Linked DNA regions of Homo sapiens: regions 1 and 2 are each linked to region 3. A link is a contact called in ENCODE Hi-C or POLR2A ChIA-PET data. All regions are on one chromosome and are shown on one strand. Each heading gives the region's core, a stretch centred on a gene start or an enhancer-like site at or near the end of the contact. The rest is flanking DNA. Distances are from core to core; before and after follow the strand shown. Region 1 holds the start of MICOS13 (mitochondrial contact site and cristae organizing system subunit 13). Region 2 holds the start of NCLN (nicalin). Region 3 holds the start of UBXN6 (UBX domain protein 6).

The links. A loop is a pair of places that touch in the nucleus more often than their neighbours do. ChIA-PET counts read pairs that join two places held with the same protein, here RNA polymerase II (POLR2A). Pooled maps may share reads with other maps.
Region 1: a loop to region 3 is called in a map with no recorded cell type, with 11 times the contacts of the local background. The contact joins the promoter of MICOS13 here to the promoter of UBXN6 in region 3. A Hi-C loop is called at or near these places in 2 of 37 single-sample maps with no recorded cell type and 8 of 50 pooled maps. POLR2A ChIA-PET finds 5 or more read pairs at or near these places in 1 of 52 experiments (Panc1).
Region 2: a map with no recorded cell type shows a loop between it and region 3 (14-fold over the local background). The contact joins the promoter of NCLN here to the promoter of UBXN6 in region 3. A Hi-C loop is called at or near these places in 1 of 37 single-sample maps with no recorded cell type and 2 of 50 pooled maps. POLR2A ChIA-PET finds 5 or more read pairs at or near these places in 1 of 52 experiments (activated B cell).

The regions. Positions count from the first base shown.
Region 1 is chr19:5,679,203-5,681,902 of GRCh38, reverse strand. MICOS13 (mitochondrial contact site and cristae organizing system subunit 13) reads left to right here and starts at 1,387. Exons shown (of 4, transcript NM_205767.3): 1 at 1,387-1,445; 2 at 2,140-2,317; 3 at 2,507-2,558. The coding sequence starts at 1,417. It overlaps HSD11B1L (hydroxysteroid 11-beta dehydrogenase 1 like), which reads right to left and starts at 876. Exons shown (of 8, transcript NM_198706.3): 1 at 632-876. RefSeq lists a silencer at 699-908 and enhancers at 959-1,428, 1,439-1,538, 1,559-1,638, 1,669-1,778, 2,159-2,298.
Region 2 is chr19:3,184,637-3,187,336 of GRCh38, reverse strand. It overlaps NCLN (nicalin), which reads right to left and starts at 1,407. Exons shown (of 15, transcript NM_020170.4): 1 at 1,123-1,407. The coding sequence starts at 1,306. RefSeq lists a silencer at 921-1,490 and enhancers at 2,001-2,140, 1,447-2,329.
Region 3 is chr19:4,456,544-4,459,243 of GRCh38, reverse strand. It overlaps UBXN6 (UBX domain protein 6), which reads left to right and starts at 1,450. Exons shown (of 11, transcript NM_025241.3): 1 at 1,450-1,629. The coding sequence starts at 1,547. RefSeq lists an enhancer at 1,189-1,388 and silencers at 1,499-1,548, 1,579-1,648.

The DNA.
Region 1 (2,700 bases), core at 138-2,637, 1.2 Mb before region 3:
CCAGATGGACTGACGGGTGGACGGATGGGTGGATGGATGAATGGATAGATGGACAGATGCATGTATGGATGCATAGATAGAAGGATGGATGGGTGGATGGCCAGATGAATAGATGGATGGGTGGATGGATGGATGATGGACGGAGAGATGTATGGGTGGATAGATGGATGAGTGGATGGATGTATGAATGGATAAATGGGAACACATAAATGGATGGATGGATGGATGGATGGATGGACGGACGGATGCATGGATGGATGGATGGATGGATGGATGGATGGACGGATAGATGAGTGGGTGGCCAGATAAATAGATGGATGGGTGGACAGATGGATGAGTGGAAGGATGGGGGGAGCAGATGGATGAATGGATGGGCGGACAGATGGATGAACGGAAGTGTGGATGGATAGATGGAAGGATAGATGGGTGGATGGCCAGATGGATAGACGGGTGGGGGACAGATGGATGGATGGGCAGATGAACGGTTGAAGCAGCCCGGCCGAAATGCGGGAGAAATGGGGGGAAGCCCTGCAGAACGCATCGGCCCCTTCTTGACCTCGGCGGGCCTTAGCTTCCCCTCTGAACAAAGCGGGCGTGTGACCCTCTGCGCACCCCTAAACCGTGCACTCACCCGCTCAGGCCTCAGTTTCCCCCACTGTCCAGCGGGGGTGGGGTCCCGGGCTGGGAGCCACGCGAACGCCCCCACGGTCCTCTCTTCTCGGCCGCCTCCTGCCGGGTCCCCGACCGCACCCCCTCCCGTAGGGCACGGGTCACGTGACTCGAAGCCCACCTCCTCCCGGGGAGGGGCCGGGCCTCGGGGACCCAGCGCCGGAGCGTCGCCGGGCAACAGTGCCCGCCTGGTCTTCGCCTCCCAGCAGGGGCCCGGCCCCGCCCACTGGGCGGACGCCCCGCCTCCGAATCGATCACGTGAGGGGGCCGCAGCGCTCGAACAATCCCGCCCTCTCGTTGCCGTGACAACCGCCTTGTAGGCACACTCTTCTTAAATCCGGGCCCTTGGTCCCCCGCGCGGGCGCGGGTGGATCTCTCGGGCTCTGACTTGTTTTCGGGTCACCTTCAGGCTTCAGCCAGGCACCTGACGCCTCTTTCCCCTCACGGTGCCAGGGCCGGGCCGAACTACATTTCCCAGGAGGCTCCGCGGCCAGGTGCAAACAGCGCCGTGCTGACTACATTTCCCAGACAGCCTTGCGGCGGCCCGGGCCTTAAAGCGTCCATTTCCCAGCGGCCCTCCGCTGCGAGACCGCAGCCCTTCTCTGGAGTCTCAGAGCCGCAAGACACCACGACTCCCAGAGGACCTTGCGTCGGGCAAGAAAGACTACACCTTCCAGAGGCCTCTGCGGCGCCGCGACAGGAAGCGGCGGGCGAGCCGAGTGTCCTTGCGCGTGGATCCGAGCGACCATGGTGGCCCGGGTGTGGTCGCTGATGAGGTGCGTGGGGGCGCCGGAGGGGACCCGAGTCCCCGAAAAAGTCCATTTTTGTGGGCATCCCTGTCTCCAGTCTGGTCCCGATCTGCTCTTCGCTTCCCTTAGAGTCACTTCCCCTTCGTTCCCCGCCTATGGGCCAGATAGGGAAACTGAGGCTTCAGAGGGGCGGGGCTTCCCGAGGTCGCCAATCCCCTCCCTCCTGCTTCCCAGCGAGCCCTTGGCGTTCAGTTCGCGGTGTCAGCCTCCGCCTCCGAGCCTCAGTTGTCTTCTCTGTGAGGTGGGAATGCCGGTGAATCCTGCCGCTGGCGTGGATGAGAAGTGAATGCGTGCTCGGAGCTGCGAGTGACAGCGGGCAGGAGGCGCCCAGGGACACTTGGTTTCTCCAGGGCTGGAAGGCTTCTAGAAGGTCAAGATCTTACGTCTTCACTGCCCCTGCTCACTGTGGGACTTTGAGTGACCCACTCTCCCCCTCTGGGTTTCAGTTCATCAGTTCAAGTGGCGTCCAGCCGCCCTGCCTTGCACGTTGTAAAACGAGTGCTGTATATAATAGGGGTCTGGGTCGACGGTGCTGCACTACAGAGTGTCACCCTGTGGACGGTGAGCCCTCAGGAGGGTCTCACTCTCCCCGTGGGCCTTGGCCCCTGAGGGTGGCTGTCAGTGTCCGCTGAGCTTCTGCTCCTCCCGTCCCTGCCCGCAGGTTCCTCATCAAGGGAAGTGTGGCTGGGGGCGCCGTCTACCTGGTGTACGACCAGGAGCTGCTGGGGCCCAGCGACAAGAGCCAGGCAGCCCTACAGAAGGCTGGGGAGGTGGTCCCCCCCGCCATGTACCAGTTCAGCCAGTACGTGTGTCAGCAGACAGGCCTGCAGATACCCCAGGTACTACGGGCCGGGAACGAGGCCAGGGTTTGGCGGGTGGTCAGCTCTGGGAGGTCCCTCCAGCCCTGCACGATGTTGTCCTCCATATTGATGCTGACCTGATTCTCCGGCCTGTCCTCCTCCCTCCGCCTCTGGGGATGGGCTGCTGAGCCTTTTCACCAGTTCTTTCTGCCCATCTCTTTTTCCCAGCTCCCAGCCCCTCCAAAGATTTACTTTCCCATCCGTGACTCCTGGAATGCAGGTAAGGCACCCAGTTTCTTTGCTTGGAGGGAGACACCCCAGTCTAGCCCCTCTCCCCACTTCCTGGCCATTCCTTTCTGTCCATCCTCCTTCCTGCCCGACACGTGTCTCTTAGGGATCTAAAAGGGAAAGGAGGCCGAGCA
Region 2 (2,700 bases), core at 158-2,657, 1.3 Mb after region 3:
GAGGGGCCAGGCTGAAAAGAAGAAAAACCAGGGACCAGGTTCTGGAATGTCAGGGACAGCTATAGCCAGGCAAAGACAAGGGGATGTGGAATGGTCTAGACACTGGGGTCAGGGCCACGACGGGAGGGGGCGAGGCTGTTGAGTGGGAGACTTGCAGAATGCAAGGGCAAGGGGGTGCGAATTTGGAAAGGGAAGAGGAAATCCTGGAAAGATGGAACAAGTGGGGTTCTGGGAAGTGGGTGTGAGGAGGCTGAGCTGAGGGCGTGGGTATGCATCAAAGGCGGGACAGAAAGGGGGTCAAAGGGAACCCCAGGCGAGTGGACTGAACTGGGGACGTGGGAGGAGACCAGGGAAGCTGGGCTAGCAGATTCTGAAACATGACTCACGAACTGGGACCAGAGAGCGTCAGGGGTCTGGGGACAAATGTGCCCTTGACGTGGGGGCCGGTGACTAGAGCGAGAAAATTCAGGGGAGTTGAATTTGGGCACTGGACAAAATGCACTTGGCACCCAGGGCCGTGGGAGGGGGTGGGGAATGCTGGACCACCGCGTCGGGTGGCTCAGCCTGGCAGAAATCAGTGCAGGGACCTTTAACTCCAAACGCAGTCAGCTAAAGGCGAGAGGCCTGGGAACACGGACGTGACCCAGTGAATCCAGAGACCAACCAGATGGTCTCCAGAACAGGACCCTGGGAGCTGGAGGTCAGGACGGGAGCGTCTGCTCAAGTGAGCCCGGACCAGGAAGCCTAAGGGGCGGAGGGGGCCCAGGAGGGAGAAACTCGGCAAGGCAGGCAGACGCCGGCCCAGCTGGGGACAGGAGAGAGGGGACTTAGGGCTCCAGGGACGCGGGACGCTTGGCCCGGCCATGGGTTCCGGGGCAGGGAGACCTAGGCAGGGGCCGGGGGCTGTGGGAGCGAGCGCGGGGGGTCCCTGGGCGCTAGGCAAGGAGAGCAGGGATTCCAGGGCGCCCGGGGGTCCAGGGCGGCAGGGCTCTGCCTCGCCTGGGGCCTGAGCATGGGTCGGGCAGCCCAGGCCGGAGCTAGGGATCGGCCTGGGGATCGCCGGGCCGGAGTGGCGTGGCCGGGGAGCCCGGGGAGCCCCGAGGGTGGGCCGGGGACACGCACCGTAGGGCTGGCCCTGCAGGTCGTACTGCTGCATGCGGTACACGGTGAACTCGTGCGCGGCGTCGGCGGCAGGCAGCGGCGGCGCCACCAGCAGCAGCACAGCGGGCAGGAAGACGATGAAGCCGAGCGGCAGACAAGACGCCTTCAGCATGTTCTCCAGCACCTCGCCCGCTTCCTCCAGCATCCTGGCCGGCGGCGGGGCCGCGCGGGGCGGCAGCTGGGACGGGACGGCGGCGGCGGCGGCTCCCGCGGACTCACCTCGGCATGGGTAGCCGCCGGGGTCCTGCGGGCGCCGCGCGGGGCAGCCCGCACTCGCCCTGAGGTCCTGTGGGCACCGCGGCGAACCGCCCCGCCAGCCGCGCTGCCTGTCGGGAATTGTAGTCCGTCCGTCCGGCGCTCGCGGAGCCCTGTGGGAGTTGTAGGCCCACTCTGGAACTCCCGGAAGGTGCGGCAGGCTGTTCGGCTAATACCGTTGAGGTTTCACATAAACTCCAAGTCATAAAATGCAATAAAATGCTTTAAAAAACTATTTCGCGATATCACTTTCTTAACCTTGTCTTTGGCGTTGGGGGAGCTAGGGTGAGGGGCGAAAGGTGGGGACAGGACGTGACCTTGCGACCTGGAAGGAAGTTGGGGATAAAGAGAAAAGGAAGTGCCTGCCTGGCGCGCTAGGTCTTCTGGGAGTTGTAGTCCCGTCAAACACACAAAGGGTCACGGGAACTGTAGTCGTCCTGGCAGAAATTGCTGAGAAAAACAAAAATCACTTAAAACTCCCGAGGATGTAGATGTCAAACTCCACGAAGGCAAAAACTTTTGTCTGTTTTGTGCATATGATGTATCCCCGGCATCTAGCACAAGACCTGGCGCACGGCGGGTGGCCTATACCATTTTTGAATGAATGAATGAAAAATAGAAAGTCATGATAGTCAGTTCCTAAGGGAGGCCGCAGTGGGTTGTGGGACTTGTAGTCTGGAACCTGCGGTTTGTGCAGGGGTCGGTGGCAGGTATTTATATTTATCTTTATTCATATTTGGGGCATACTTATACTAAAAAAGTATTTGTTGTTCATCAGAAATTTAAAGTTAAAACCCAGTGTCTCAGGGCTGGAGGTACCTAAGGAACGTCCCTTTGTACAGATGGGGAGACTGAGCCCCAGGGTGCAGCAGACAGTAGCCCTGGCTCTCAGCACGTTATCATCCCAGGCTCCGTACAGCTGCCTAAGGAGTCAGGGCTTCCTTTCTGTCCCAAGTGAGAAGTGGCATTGGTGCCGATTAAGAGCCTGGGCTCAAATCCCAACTCCTCCATTTCCCAGCTGTGTGGCTTTGGGCAAGTCGCTTCACCTCTCAGAGTCTCAGTTTCCTCAGATATAATGATAAAGAATCAAGCACTCTCCCTGCCAGCAGCATGTGAGAATTCTGTTTGTTTGTTTGTTTGTTTGTTTGTTTTTGAGATGTAGTCTCTGTCACCTAGGCTGGAGTGCAGTGGCTTGATCTCAGCTCACCGCAACCTCCACCTCCTGGGTTCAAGCAATTCCTGTGTCTCAGCCTCCTGAGTAGCTGTAAATTACAGGCGTGAGCT
Region 3 (2,700 bases), core at 201-2,700:
TCGGCTCACTGCAACCTCCACCTGCCGGGTTCAAGCGATTCTCCTGCCTCAGCCTCCCGAGTAGCTGGGATTACCGGTGCCCATAGAGACAGGCTTTCACCATGTTGGCCAGGCTGGTCTCAAACTCCTGACCTCAAGTGATCCGCCGGCCTCGGCCTCCCAAAGTGCTGGGATTAGAGGCATGAGCCACCACGTCTGACCCCCAACTCCCATTTTTTGAGGCTTGTTTTAACTGTCACTTTGTGTATCTTCTTTGTGGATTGCACAGACCAAAGTACGCCACTATTAACTGGTGTCCACCAAAGTGGATCCCCAATCCCCAGGTCCCAATTGGGTGCATTGGGTGCATCCTCTTTTTTTTTTTTTTTTTTTTTTTTTGAGACGGAGTCTCGCTCTGTCGCCCAGGCTGGAGTGCAGTGGTGAGATCTCGGCTCACTGCAAGCTCCGCCTCGCGGGTTCACGCCATTCTCCTGCCTCAGCCTCCCGAGTAGCTGTGAGTACAGACGCCTGCCACCATGCCCGGCTAATTTTTTGTATTTTTAGTAGAGACGGGGTATCACCGTGTTAGCCAGGATGGTCTCGATCTCCTGACCTTGTGATCCGCCCGCTTCGGCCTCCCAAAGTGCTGGGATTACAGGCATGAGCCACCGCGCCCGGCCCAGGTGCATCCTCTTAAACAGCTCCTACCTAGGGTACGTGGTGATGGTGGCGGGGGGGTGCTTCAGGCACCAAAACAGGCCAGATCGTGGGGGCCTCCAATACCCAACATTGAATTGGGATTTTATCACGTAAGCTCTGGGGAGACAGAGAAGGTTGGAATTTTTTTTGTTTTGCTTGAGACAGGGTCTCTCTCTGTCGCCCAGGCTGGAATGCAGTGGCTTGATCACAGCTCACTGCAGCCTCGACCTCTTGGGTTCAAGCGATCCTCCCGCCTCTGCCTCCCAAGTAGCTGAGAGGCGCGCGCCACCACCCTCGGCTAATTTATTTTATTTTATTTTTTTTTTTTTTATAGAGACGAGGTTTTGCCATGTTGCCAGGCTGGTCTCCAACTTCTGGGATCAAGCAATCCTTCCGCTTGAGCCTCCAAAGTGCTGTGATTGCAGGCGTGAGCCACCGCGCCTAGTTTAGGTTGAGCAGCGAAAGGGATAGGGCCCAGTGCTTTCTCTGCGAGGTTCAGTTGGCCTGTCCCTGTCCTATCACCGTTTGTCACCGTTTGGGGAGCGCCACGGAATGCCCTGTCTCCAATCGAGAGGTGCACTCGTCGCCCTGGCAACGGAGTCCGGAAGAACCACAGAGACGCGGCTCCAGCGTACAGAGCGGCCGCCCTGGGCCAGCAAGGCACCGAGCGCTAGAGAGGCACGTCTAGTCGATTGTCACGTGGCAGGCCAGGGGAAGGCGGGACTTCCGGCGGCGAGGTAAATTTTTTTTTTTTTTTTTTTTTTTTTTTTAATTTTCTTCCGGTGGCTGGTCTCCGGCGGCCCCGTCCCCGACTGGGCCCCGTGCCCCCCCGCCCCCGCGGCCCCCCGCCGCCGGGCCAGCCGCCACCATGAAGAAATTCTTTCAGGAGTTCAAGGCCGACATCAAGTTCAAGAGCGCGGGACCCGGTCAGAAGCTCAAAGAGTCCGTGGGGTGCGTGAGGAACGCAGGGGCTTGAGGCCCTGCGGGGCGGGGACGGCCGGGGAGAGAGATCTGGGGCCTTGGGCGGCTCGGGAGATCGGAGAGGATGAGGGGCTGGGAGCGGCACGCGAGGGTCAGGGGAGGGGGAGAGGCGCCGGGGGCGGACGAAGTCGGGCCGAGGGTGGGCGTCAGGGGGAGGGGAGAGAGATCTGGGGGCGGGGCAGGAGGGGGCGGGTATGACCCGGGGGCGCGGCGGGGGAGGCGAGGGGAGGGGAACTAGCGCAGGGGGCGGGGCGGGAGGGGAGGTCTCGGGGGCGGGGCCGCAGGAGGGTCCGATGCAGTGGCGGGGGATTAGGGCGACGGGGCTGTAGGCAGTTGGGGGTCAGTGGAACGACCTTTGGGGAAAAACGGGATCATGAGTCCTGAGCCGGGTGGTGAGGGAGAGCTCTGTCTGGGGACCCGGCTGGCCGAAGAGGCCGGGATGATTTGGGGCAATCTAGGTGACCATGGATGGGAGCTGAGCTTGGAGGAGGACGCACAGCTGTGGGGTGGGGTGGTGAAGAGTTGTTTTGAGGTATCCATGGGAAGAGGGGTTCTGGATTTGGTATCTGGAGCACGTGGGAGGCTGATGGGAGACTAGAAAGAGTCTGGAAGGCCAGGGAGGCCGGGGTGGGCAGCGTCGTCAGTGACCTGGGATGTCCTGGCGAATTGAGAGGGAGGGGCTGAGGAAGGTGTGTGAGGAGAGTGGAGGTGAGGGATTCTGACAGATGGACTCTTACCCGGGAGGGGCCTGAGAGGAGAAGACGGGTGAGACAGACGCGTCTTAGCAGGCTGGGAGAAAGAGCTTCTCTGCGAGGCTTCTCTGCCACGTCACTGTGCCAAGTGGATTATGGAAGTGGGAGAGGAGGGGAAAGGAGATAGATGCCGGGCAGGCTTCCGGATTGTCTAGGGAGGACTTGGAGAGAAGGGCCTGAGCAGGGCTGAGCCAGCTGGGAGGGCCGGGGAAGAAGTGGAGCTAGGGAAGGTGCAAGGCTGAGGGCTGTTGGGTTGAGAAAAGGGAAACTGGAGAGCTGGGGCCGCTGC